Regions from separate parts of the Homo sapiens genome. Here region 1 is linked to region 2. Evidence: chromatin loops called from intact Hi-C (ENCODE). Cell type or tissue: mammary epithelial cell. All regions are shown on one strand. Links, peaks and the distances in the headings refer to the core of each region. The heading gives the core; the rest is flanking DNA.

Region 1 (5,375 bases), core at 143-5,142, 93 kb before region 2:
CTCAGAGGCTCCGGTTGAGGGGAGCGGCCCGGGAGCCTTGGCCGACTCTGACTCCTCCTCCTGCCTCTCCCACGCCAGAGGAGGCTGGGTTCCCGCCTCTCCCCTGTACTCCCCCCAGCTCTCTGGACATCCTGGCGTGCTATTGCACCAGTCACAACATCTGAAAGTAAACAGACCCTCTCTGCCTCCTCCCACTGAGCTGAGCTTGGCAGTGCTTGAGGCAGACACACCGCACTGCATTTCTGTGGCTGTACCAAAGCCAGGCCCGTGGCTCTCCGTGTGTATGTTTCGTAAATGAACACATGGTGATGAGTGCGTGCCTCAGTTTCCACAGCTGTGCAGTGGGAATGGCCATCTCCCAGTATTGGTGTTACTGTGGCAAACGATATATGGGCTGCATTTTGTCAACTTTAATGCGATATGTAAATGTAAGTTGGAATTACTTCCAAGAAATTTGAGTGACAATGTTTTTTCAAGTCCCATAAAGTTGTCTTTAAATAAGCATGGTCTCTAGACACCAGCATTTTTTTTTCTTTCTTAAACTATATTGCGTTTATGAATCTGGAAATTTCTGTTACCTATGACACACAAGATGTAAGTCATTTTCCCTTGTTCAATAAATTTTTTTAACTAGGTAAACAGTTGGATTTCTTCTCCTATCCACGAAAGTATAGGTTTCAGGTAGACTGAAAAAGCAAGCTGATGACTTTTTTTTTTTTTTTGAGACAGAGTCTCACTCTGTCATCCAGGCTGGAGTGCAATGACACTATCTCAGCTCACTGCAACCTCTCTCTCCCGGGTTCAAGTGATTCTCCTGCCTCAGCCTCCTGAGTAGCTGGGATTACAGGCGTGCACCACCACGTCTGGTTAATTTTTGTATTTTCAGTAGAGACAGGGTTTCACCATGTTGGTGAGGCTGGTCTTGAACTCCTGACTTCGTGATCCACCCGCCTCGGCCTCCCAAAGTGCTGGGATTACAGGCATGAGCCACCGCACCCAGCCGCTGATGACGCTCTTAATGAGAACTGTTTTATTATTATTTGACAACTATTAAAGAAGAGCTGATCATACTCTCTGAGGACAGGAATTACTTAATAGAAACCAGTGAACACCCCGCGATGTTTAGACCTGTAGTTTCAGGCCTCCAGCCCTGCTGGGATGAAGTGCCTGCGAGGATGGGTTCCGTCACTGGCTTTTACTGGGCTGGTAAAGGGAAACTCAGCCGATTTCTCAGCATTTCACATGTTACCTTATCTGGGTGGCTCTTTTCTCGGGCTTGTGAGTGTCCTAAGCTGCCTCAGATCTGCCCTGGCCGTTCTGAAATGGAGGTGGACTTGGAAAAAGAAAAAGGCTTTTCCTGTTTATTGGGGCGGTGCTAGTTGGACAGAATTCCGGAGAGGACGGGCGATTCTCTGCGGGATCAGGTGGTGACGGTTTTCTGGGTGCCTCTGCCCGGTGCTCTGGGAGGTGCTGAGCAAAGGACACCGCGTGGGGCCGTGGGAGGGTGAGAGGCTCTGGTCACGGCACAGACTTCCCACGGGGGGAAAGCGGGCGATTGACTGTCACGGGGCAGCTTAGGGGCTGCTCCCTGAGGCTGTGCCGGCACCAGGCGGCTCCGGATCCCCCCGTCAAGGGGCCTGCTCTGCGGCCCGACCACAACACGGGTGAGCAGGACGCGGTGCCCGCAGAGAGTGGGCCTGCCACCCGGAGGGAAGCGGCGCAGGCAGCCTGCTGTCCCCGGGTCCCGCCGCTTTCGCAAAGAGCCAGCCGGCTCCGGCCACGATCGTCTTTGCAGCCCGAGGTCAGGTTGGATGGCTGGGATTGCTGAATACACACAGGCCGGCGGGTCCACACTGAAAGTGCGTTTCGGTGACCACTTAGGAAGCTGCCATTGGCTTTGCAATTCTGGGGCCACCTGTGGGGCCTGGCCCACCTTGCGCCGGGAAGGCGGTGGCCCCAGCTGTCCTGGCCCCACTCTGAAGTGGCCACTCCCCCGGCTCTCTGCTCTCCAGAAGCTGCTGCTGGGCGTCCTACACCCGTGGCGCAGGCTCAGGTGTGATTTCAACCTGCGACCCTGGATCCAGGAGTGGCCCCCTTCAGTGTGAGAAGAGCCCCCGCCGAGACAGGCAGTTATTCAAAGAAAAGTCTCGTGACAAATACACAGTTAGGTTTTTGTTAGGGATTTGCCTTACATTAATTTTAAAATCAGAGAGTTAGAAAACTTGAAGGTTGAAACACTCTTCAGGGACCACGCAGTCTAAAATTTTCCGTCAGGCTGAGGTCTGGAGAGGCTGTGCGTTCACAGGTCCTTAGTGAGCCCCTTCAGTTTTACTCTATGTTTCTGTTATTTTATTTTTTATTTTTTTTGGTATTTTTAGTAGAGACGGGGTTTCACCGTGTTAGCCAGGATGGTCTCTATCTCCTGACCTCGTGAGCCACCCGCCTCGGCCTCCCAAAGTGCTGGGATTACAGGCGTGAGCCACCGCGCCCGGCCGTTTCTGTTATTGTTACATCGTCAAGATTACATTTGCCTTTCAGGTTTTCTGCGTTAAGCACCTTTTCTCTCCATTGCGTTCTCACCACCTTGTCCCCCTCGGTTTTGCATTCTTCACTCTTCTCAATGTAGCTTAACTTTCCCCACATTCTCTCTGCTTACTAAGAAGCGGGAAAGACGGCCTTCCTGTGTTCTGACATTTTTCCTGGGTTTGCCCCGTGCAGTGCCCCCGGGAACAAAAGGGCCTGTCCTCCCTTGGCGTGCAGGCCAGCAGGACAGGTACTCATTTAGCCTTGGGGCTTCCCCGCCTTCGCCTTCGTACTTTCGCCTCCCGCAGAATGTGCCAGAATCAGTTCTCAGGGGAGTTCTCAGCGCTTCTCTAGTAAGCAGGGATGGAAGTGATTGCAAACCAACAGTCAAAGGGACCATCTCTCCGCGCCCGATCTTCCTTTATCCGTTTTTGAAGGGCTTCTCTAATTTCTTCTCAAAAGCCCGTTTTCCTGAAGTTGCCCTCTTCCACCACTAGATGGCAGGCGGACGTCACACATGAATGTAAAGCAACGCCGAATGCAAATTCATTCACCTCGTTGTCTTCAGCCAGCATAAATTAAGCACCCGCTGCATGCGGAAGGGGCTACCAAGATGAAGATGACATGCTTGGCCCCCGGGGCCACACGGTGCTTGGCAGGGTGACACAGGCCCACGGTGATGAGGGTATGCGCTGTTTGCCCGCGGATCTTGACGGAACCCCTGCCACATTCGCGCTGACTTCCAGGCACTGGAGATTCAGCAGCTCAGAAGTCGAGGGCCCATCTCTCATGGGGTTTTGTGTTCTCCTAGGGTTGCAAGCAGTAATCAGACAAGCAGATACATGCAGACATCTCAGAAAGAGACAAGTGCGACAGGCAGAGCCTGGCAGGGGGTCTGGAGGCGGAGAACTTGGTCTCATCCCAGGGCCTCTGCATGCAGGCCGAGCAGTCAACAGCACTCAGGGCGCAGGAGAGGACAAGGACTGGAGGGAGACCGCTGCATGCGCCCAAGGAAGGGAGACCTTCCACACCGGAGCTCCGCACAGGAGCAGGAGGGAGGGCAGGCCAGAGAGCAGGGCGCGTGGCTGCATTCTCCCGGCCGCGCAGACCCTGCTAAGGCGTGTTGCCCGGTGGGTGACATAATCTGATTTGTGTTTGTCAAAGACAAACATAAATTGGCTCTTGGCTGTTGGCAGTTGGCAGAATGGATCTCCCTGCCTGTGTGGAATGTACTTTGGTAGTGGACACAAAAGCTGAAAGCCGTTGTTCACAGGCCCTGGAGGAGGCTGGAGCAGGTGGGCGGGAGCTGTGGGGCTTACAGGACCTGCATGGCTGGACAAGAGAAGGGTTCTGGGTGGATGCCCCCTGGCCTCCTGGGCCTGACTGAGCAGCCTCAGACCTGGAGCAGCCTCAGGCCTGGGTGCCTGGGCCTCGGGGTGTGTGAAGTGGTGTGATTGACTCAACGTGGGGAGGATGGGAGAGGAACGCGTGATTTGGGGGTAGGACCTGGAGTTCTTGGGGGTTCAGGGAAGCATCGTCCACAGCTACCCACATGGGTCTGCATTTATGAAGGCAACTAGCGGCTGGGGATGGAAAGTCTGAGTGCTCGGAAGGTGTCTCCAGGCTGGAGAGTGGGTGCCTTGAGGGCGGAGCAGGGCTCGGCGTGAGCTGGAGGAGCGGTGGGAGCCCCCCTTCATCTTGGGCTCAGAGAATGAGGGGAAGAGCCCTGAGCAGCACAGGGAGAGGCTGCCCACGTGGCTGAGGGGGCAGGAAGAGGACAGCCGGGCTCAGGGACCAGGAGCGCGAGGGGGGCAGCAGCTGAGGGGGCACCTGGGGCATCTGGGGACGGCTCTCACTGGGCCGGCTGGAGGTGTGAGGCAGAGGACACAGATGTTCCGTTTTGGGGAATAGTTTCCTTCTTCCTAAGCGGGACAGGAGTGTATTTGCCTGCTCAGGCTGCCACACAGGACGCCAGGCCTGGGCAGCTTCACAGCCGGGTCTTTTTCCACCCATCATGTCCTATCAGGTGTCCACCCTAGTGACCTCACGTAACCTTCATGACCTCCTAAAAGACCCTGTCTCCACACCAATCAGGTTGGGGGTGAGGGTCTCATACTGCGGGTGACAGGGAGATGGAGCTCAGCCTAGAGCAGGGTCCCCCACCCTGGGAGGAGGCTGGGGAGGAGCAGGTGCAGGAGGAGGGGCTGGCCACTCAGACATGGGCCTCAAGGATGATGCAGGGGAAACTGAGGCAAGGCACGCCTCCTTCCTGTCTTGCCTGGGGCTGGCTCCTGAGCACCAGCCTCACAAAGCTGGACCGGGCAGGTGCGAGCCTCAGGGCTTTCTATGACCTGGGGAGGCTGCAGTGTGGTAAAGAACCAGGCAGAGGCCAGCACCCCGGTGCCTCAAGGGACGCAGTAGGGTGGGGAACAGAAGGGGTACAGGCCGTGACTCCTCACAGTGGGGGGCGTGGGGCTGGGCTGCCTCCCGTCATCTTTACTGGTGGAGTGCTTTGTGGAGAGTGTGTGAGCCGATGGCTGGTTTGAAAGGCGGGAAGCCGAGAGCTGATTGTTCAGAGAGAAACTGGTGGCGGAGCAAGGCTGACCAAATTGTCAAGCCCACATTGTCATGGTTGAGGGACTTTGTGCCTCTGGGACTGCCGTAAGGAGCAACGGCTCCTCAGGCTGGCCCGATACAAATGACGTTTGATTCTCAGACTAAAACGAGGGCTCAGGTACTCTGGGGAGAGGATGTGCCGTGGGGCCTCCGCAGGGACCCAGTGTCCCCGGGAGCCAGGTGTGGTCCTGGCCGCCCACGGCCCCAGCCCTGAGTCTACCCCCGGGTTCTGTCCC
Region 2 (5,375 bases), core at 163-5,162:
TCAGCCTGTAAGGTCTGCACGCCTGTTGTGTGTGTGCATGTGTGTGTGCATATATATATATATATATATAATTTTAAGGCAGCAACTCAGCATACTATATTACAAAAATAGCCCAGTGAGAAAGCACTGTGTTTAGAAATATAACTTCTCATTCAAATCAGGACAAGAGGCAGAAGGGGTCAGGAGGTAAAATGAACTCTCTCTCTCTCTGTGTGTGTGTGTGTGTATGCACACACGCGCGTGTGTCTCCCATGAATAAATGAGGCCGAGGTGCAGCACAGCAGGCTGGCCTCTGTCCTGGGCCTCTGCATCCCTTCGAGGGTTAATGCAGAGGGGAGGCTGGTTCCTAGCTGATCCATTTCAGCTGGTCCCCGCCAGGCAGCTGCCCCGCATTAACCCCCTCCCGCCCAAGCTGCAGGCTGTGGACTGCCCCTATGGGTGCTAGGGAGGGGTTAAGAATCTCTTACAACACACACACTCTTCGACATTCTGCATCTCTGCAGTGGCTGCCAATCTGTATCACTGCTTTCGGGACATGGCTTTCTTCTCGCAGTAGCCATCGGAGACCTCCAGGGTAGAAAACCAGCTTTTTGAGATGAGTTCAAATGCATTCTCCCCAGAGGACAGCAGAGGACCAGCTGAGATTTGTTACGGCAGGGCTGCGTAAAGAATTTTCTCATGCTTTACTCCACAGTGTTAGGGGGACACACTGTGCTCCTTTCTCTTGAGCACAGGAGGGGTGATGCAGTGGTTAGCAGATATTTGCAAAATGAAAATAAACTATATTTTCCTAAGATAATTACGCTGGTGATTTCTTAGAAATTTGCGGTTCTTAACTCTCTATCCATTTATCTGACGTGATATGGAACTAAAAAAATACCTCATTGAGTTTGCTCTAGCTCTATCTCCCATTTGTCACATTACCATTGAACTTTAGGATTTTAAGCTATCAATTATAACAATTATAGATTGAAATAACATAGTATAAAAATATGAGCTTTTACTATTTCTTACGGGAAAGAACAAAGTTGTACAGCACTTAATCTTACCCTTCCTATTTTTTTTCTTCTATAACTTGAAGAAATATTGGTCTCTAAGCGGATATGTTCTGCTGACTGTATGTTTTTAAAACCACGGTTCCATAAGCATTTTCTTCCTAGCTCAGAAACTTACCAAATGTTTGCTCTCGGCCAGAAAGTAAGGACATATACCTAGTGACATTAAGCCTGGATCTCCTTCAGGTAATCCAGCCTGAACTTTTTGTTCATAGCTTGCTTTCTAGAACATACCCTGTCTCTGAGGATTGGGAATCCATGCTGATTTGCATGGCTTCAGCCATATCAGGAAGAGACTAACAAATGGCTTAATCATCATCACAAACACGCTGTGTATGCTGTGTGGGTGTCAGGACGGCTTTGCCAAAACCTCTCACCAGCCCAGGAAAACACTGAAAGTGCTGCACCTACAGCTTGAGACCTCAAAGTATTATTTTATTTTTACTGAAGGTACAAGTAACTAAAAAGTTTTTTTTTTTTCCTGACAAATGTTCCAATGTTCATTTTTTTGTTAAATGAAAGAAGAGGACAGACAGGTGGAAAAACACAAAATTAGCACATAGAAAATTAAATAAAAATCTTATTTGGATTCCCAAAAGCCTAAAGTAGAGAAATCTCACTGTGACCGTTGTCAGCCTCCTGGAAGCTGGTAAATTCATGCATTCTTTGAGATGTTTTTTCATGCAAAGCAAAAACTGTCTTCAATTTTCTTCCTGCTTTTTTTTTTTTTTTTTTTTTGAAACTTGAAATCAAATCACCACTCCCTTATCCACATTTCAAAATTTCAACCTCTATAAATACAGGGAAATAGAATTCTGGAGGTGGAGAAAGAAACTGCAGTGGAAATATCCAATTTTATACCATGGCTTATTGGACAAGAACAAGGGTAATTTGACTAAAGCTTCAATTTACAAGGCATCTTTAGCAATGCATTTGGTGCACGCGCATGGCAGCTAGATTGACAAGCAGATCCCGACAGCTACAGAGCTTCAATAAAACACACACCACGAAGGCTTTACACGATGTACAGTAACGGCTTCTTTGGAGCTGTTATGGTCTATTGGGTCAATAATAATCCACTTTTTAAAGAGTGCCAAAATGTGAATTTACACAGCAGACTGTAATAGTCCCTGATTTAGCAGGTAAATTATATGAATTCTTAGAATTTCTATACGTACTATGGCACATGCACACCATCGGAATGTTCTGTTGTGTAAAGCAGGAGTCCACAGAGTCAAACATGCAGCATGCTTCCAATTGCTGATAAAAATGATACACTGCAGCTGGGGAAATGAAAATACTTGTTAACATTTGGAACTTTAATACCACAATTTACATTTCACCTTACCTTTAAATGGGTATATTTTGATCGACATCCTGGATTACTTGCATCATCATAAATTCTGTTTCCCTTAAAATGAAGTTATTTTCATTTCAAACTATATTAAAAATACATTGACTATACAACTTTGCGGTAGGTTGATGCATAGCATTTAATTTACATGTGATATTTATAAGTAAACATTTATAAGTAAACATCTCTTCTATAGATTTATAATTTCTGTTTTCTTCAGTTACACAGAAATAGGCAGCTCTGAACGTGCAGGGCTGCAGCTGCACCTAACAACATGCCTGATTCCTTCCAGCAGGTGGAGGCATACTGCAAGAAGCTTCCAAAGAAACAACCAAAAATATTTTTTCCCCAAGCAAACTCTGACATTTAGGGGAAAACAAAATATCCCAAAAAAGAGGGAAATTAGATGAACAGTTTGCAACAGGGATAGTGGTGTGGTGTGACACGGTTTTACCTCATAAAGAACCTGGAGTGAAGATATTTCATAGCCCCTCCTTGCTGTAAACACCCTCTCTTGGCTTCCTTTCTGTCTGCTACAGTTGGACATTTTTCCAGAAGAAAAGCCTGGTGAATTATTTAATAAATGAAATCCAGTAAGACAACCATGTTCAAAGACATTTTCTCAAATTTCCTCCAAATAAGTGCAGCAGTAATGCACTACCAGGGATATGCACATGTAGGTACACACACGCACACACACATACACACACATACTCTGAAAACTACTCTAGACACATTACTATCCCGCTTTAGTCACTGTGTATGTGTGTATGTGTGTGTGTGTGTGTGTGTGTGTGTGTGTGTGTGTGTTCTACTCATTTGGCCAGAACCAGTGATTTCTCTGGTTCTTTTGTGAGTGTTTGGTGTATATTCCTGCCAGTGTATTTGAAAAAAAAAAAAAAAAAAAAAAGCTAAGAATTTAAAGTACAGACAAACCAGAAAAATTTCTGCCTGAAAACCTGGCTTTTCTAGAATGAGAGAGAGTTCTTTCAAAGACCACCCTTCACTTTCACTTTTAGGATAGATTAACATGTGCCGTCTGCAATGGACAATGACGTGGCCGAAGAACGCCTATGTACAGGATTAACATGGTCTACTTGGAAGGATTTGAATGCTTTTCGATCCATAGTATGATAACATAATGCAGCAAATTATAGGTCTCGCCTTCCTTAGCAAGGAGCTGGGAGCAGAATTGCAGTATAGTAATGCTGTGGTCCCCAGCTCCCCCTCCCTGCTCCCAGGGCCTGTTGACTGCAAATATCTACCATCTACAGTATTGACTGGTTTATCAGGCAGCAGGTATCTCTATCAGTCTATCTTGAATTGTCATCCAGCAGAAGATTAAACACTGCCTGCCTCCTACTTGTGATTTTTAGTCTTCACATCACAAAGTTTTCAATCACATTTCAGCAGTGTGCATTTAGCTTACAGAACTCTGAGCACTTATCTTCCCAAAACAGGGGATTTAGACCATGTTTACCTCGTAGTTCCAAGATATCTGTCTGCAAGCCTGCCCACATTTAGGGTGTGAGATGGGTTTCAAATCTCTTCTCTCTTCTATCTCCCTCTCTCTCCTCTCTCTCTCTCTTTTTCTCTCTAGTTCCCTACATAACTAGACTCTGGACCCAACAACAATCAACAAAGAATTTGCATAATGGACAAGTGTCAGTTTTTCAAGGAGTCCTCCAGGGCAGTGACCTTGTGTTGTTAGTTTTCAAGATGAAAGAACTATAACTGTGGACGGCTTTGTTCTAAGTGGCTTTCTCATTAATAATCTTCAGAAGACCGTGATGACCACGTGGCTTTCAGCGCCTGAATCAGCCAGAGAGAAGGCTGGATGTCAGCTGTGTACACTTCTTGTCTCTCCATCGGGTACCTGTGAGGAAGCTGTGGTCTGCGAGGGATCCTAAGAAAGAAACATCTTCCCAGTTTATGAGGGATTCAGCACAAACACGTTGATACCAAATCAGTGTTCAGCTGCCATTGTGCCTGGCTGATGCTTGCGATTCCCAATCAGTAGACTAATGAGATTCCGGGTACACAGAATCCGGAGAGAAGGGCACGCGCATTCTCTCCAGAACGCCTGAAAGGAAGTCAGTCTGAAGTCCGGCCGGATGGGAATTGGACAGACACACTTCCGGCTAAGTACGGGCGTAATAATGGTGATTAAAACTGTTCACCGTTCCTTTGAGTTCCTCGTAGATTCTGGATATTAGTCCTTTGTTGGAGGTATAGATTGTGAAGATTTTCTCCAATTCATCGCCGTTTTTTAGAGTTTTTCTCACTAAATATTGACTAACGGAACCTAGCCCTGTAATGTTGATAGTCGGGCGGGTCGGAAGTGGCTGAGGTGGAGTATCTGCAGGAGAAGAACTGAGGCTCCTAAGTGCAGCATCTTGTCCAAGAGGTTTCGTCCCAATGCGTGGGGAACATCCGGATTGTGATGTTTAGCTCTCAGTTTCTAACTTGGGCATTCTAGCAACTGTATTTCTCATTTAATGTTTTATGGGCACACATGCAGAGGAGTTTTCGTCACTGAAAAGCCCGACAACTTCCCCTGCCAACCCATTGGAATTAAAAAAACCTCGATAACCTCTTAAACACATGGAAATGGAACCCTGAGCAGAGGTAAAAGCCTAGCAGTGATCACTCTTTTGGCGACTTGGAAATCGGGGTGAGCTTTTATCCGTTACCTGTGCCCTGTTGTTAGGGGTCGACTGCTGCTGTTCTTCCTTGGAAACTGGCTCCACTGCATTTCGGGGCTGGGATGTTGTTAAAGCATTCACAGCCCTCAGAGCACATGACGAGGGAGTTGGGAAATGAAGCAAGCAGGACCTTCCACTTTGTAGCAGACTTATTTCTGGAGAAACTGATGGTTGGGGCCACAAAACGCTTTCAGTGTAGGCTCATCATGACTCATTTGGACATCCTATTTTCTCTCCTTATGTATGAGATTGTGGTGGGTA

The links. Peaks named below come from ENCODE experiments on the same cell type or tissue, not always from the same donor. Only the 100,000 strongest peaks of a DNase experiment are listed, where the experiment ranks them.
Region 1: it touches region 2 in a loop (4-fold over the local background); 10 of 110 quality-filtered maps call a loop at or near these places.

Annotation. Positions count from the first base shown.
Region 1 is chr18:76,346,910-76,352,284 of GRCh38, reverse strand. No RefSeq gene overlaps it. Among named protein-coding and RNA genes, the nearest start is that of LINC01893, 140 kb to the right of the region's middle. In mammary epithelial cell, for the core only: a CTCF peak has its summit at 3,018 (motif pointing right); a DNase peak (open chromatin) is centred at 3,024; H3K4me3 peaks cover 275 bases; H3K27ac peaks cover 507 bases.
Region 2 is chr18:76,254,422-76,259,796 of GRCh38, reverse strand. LOC105372210 (a long non-coding RNA gene) reads left to right here and starts at 4,537. Exons shown (of 4, transcript XR_935654.3): 1 at 4,537-5,375. It overlaps LOC105372209 (a long non-coding RNA gene), which reads right to left. Exons shown (of 6, transcript XR_935653.3): 2 at 3,890-5,375; 3 at 2,864-2,973; 4 at 2,234-2,338; 5 at 468-659. In mammary epithelial cell, for the core only: a CTCF peak has its summit at 2,702 (motif pointing right); no DNase peak of the experiment used is centred there.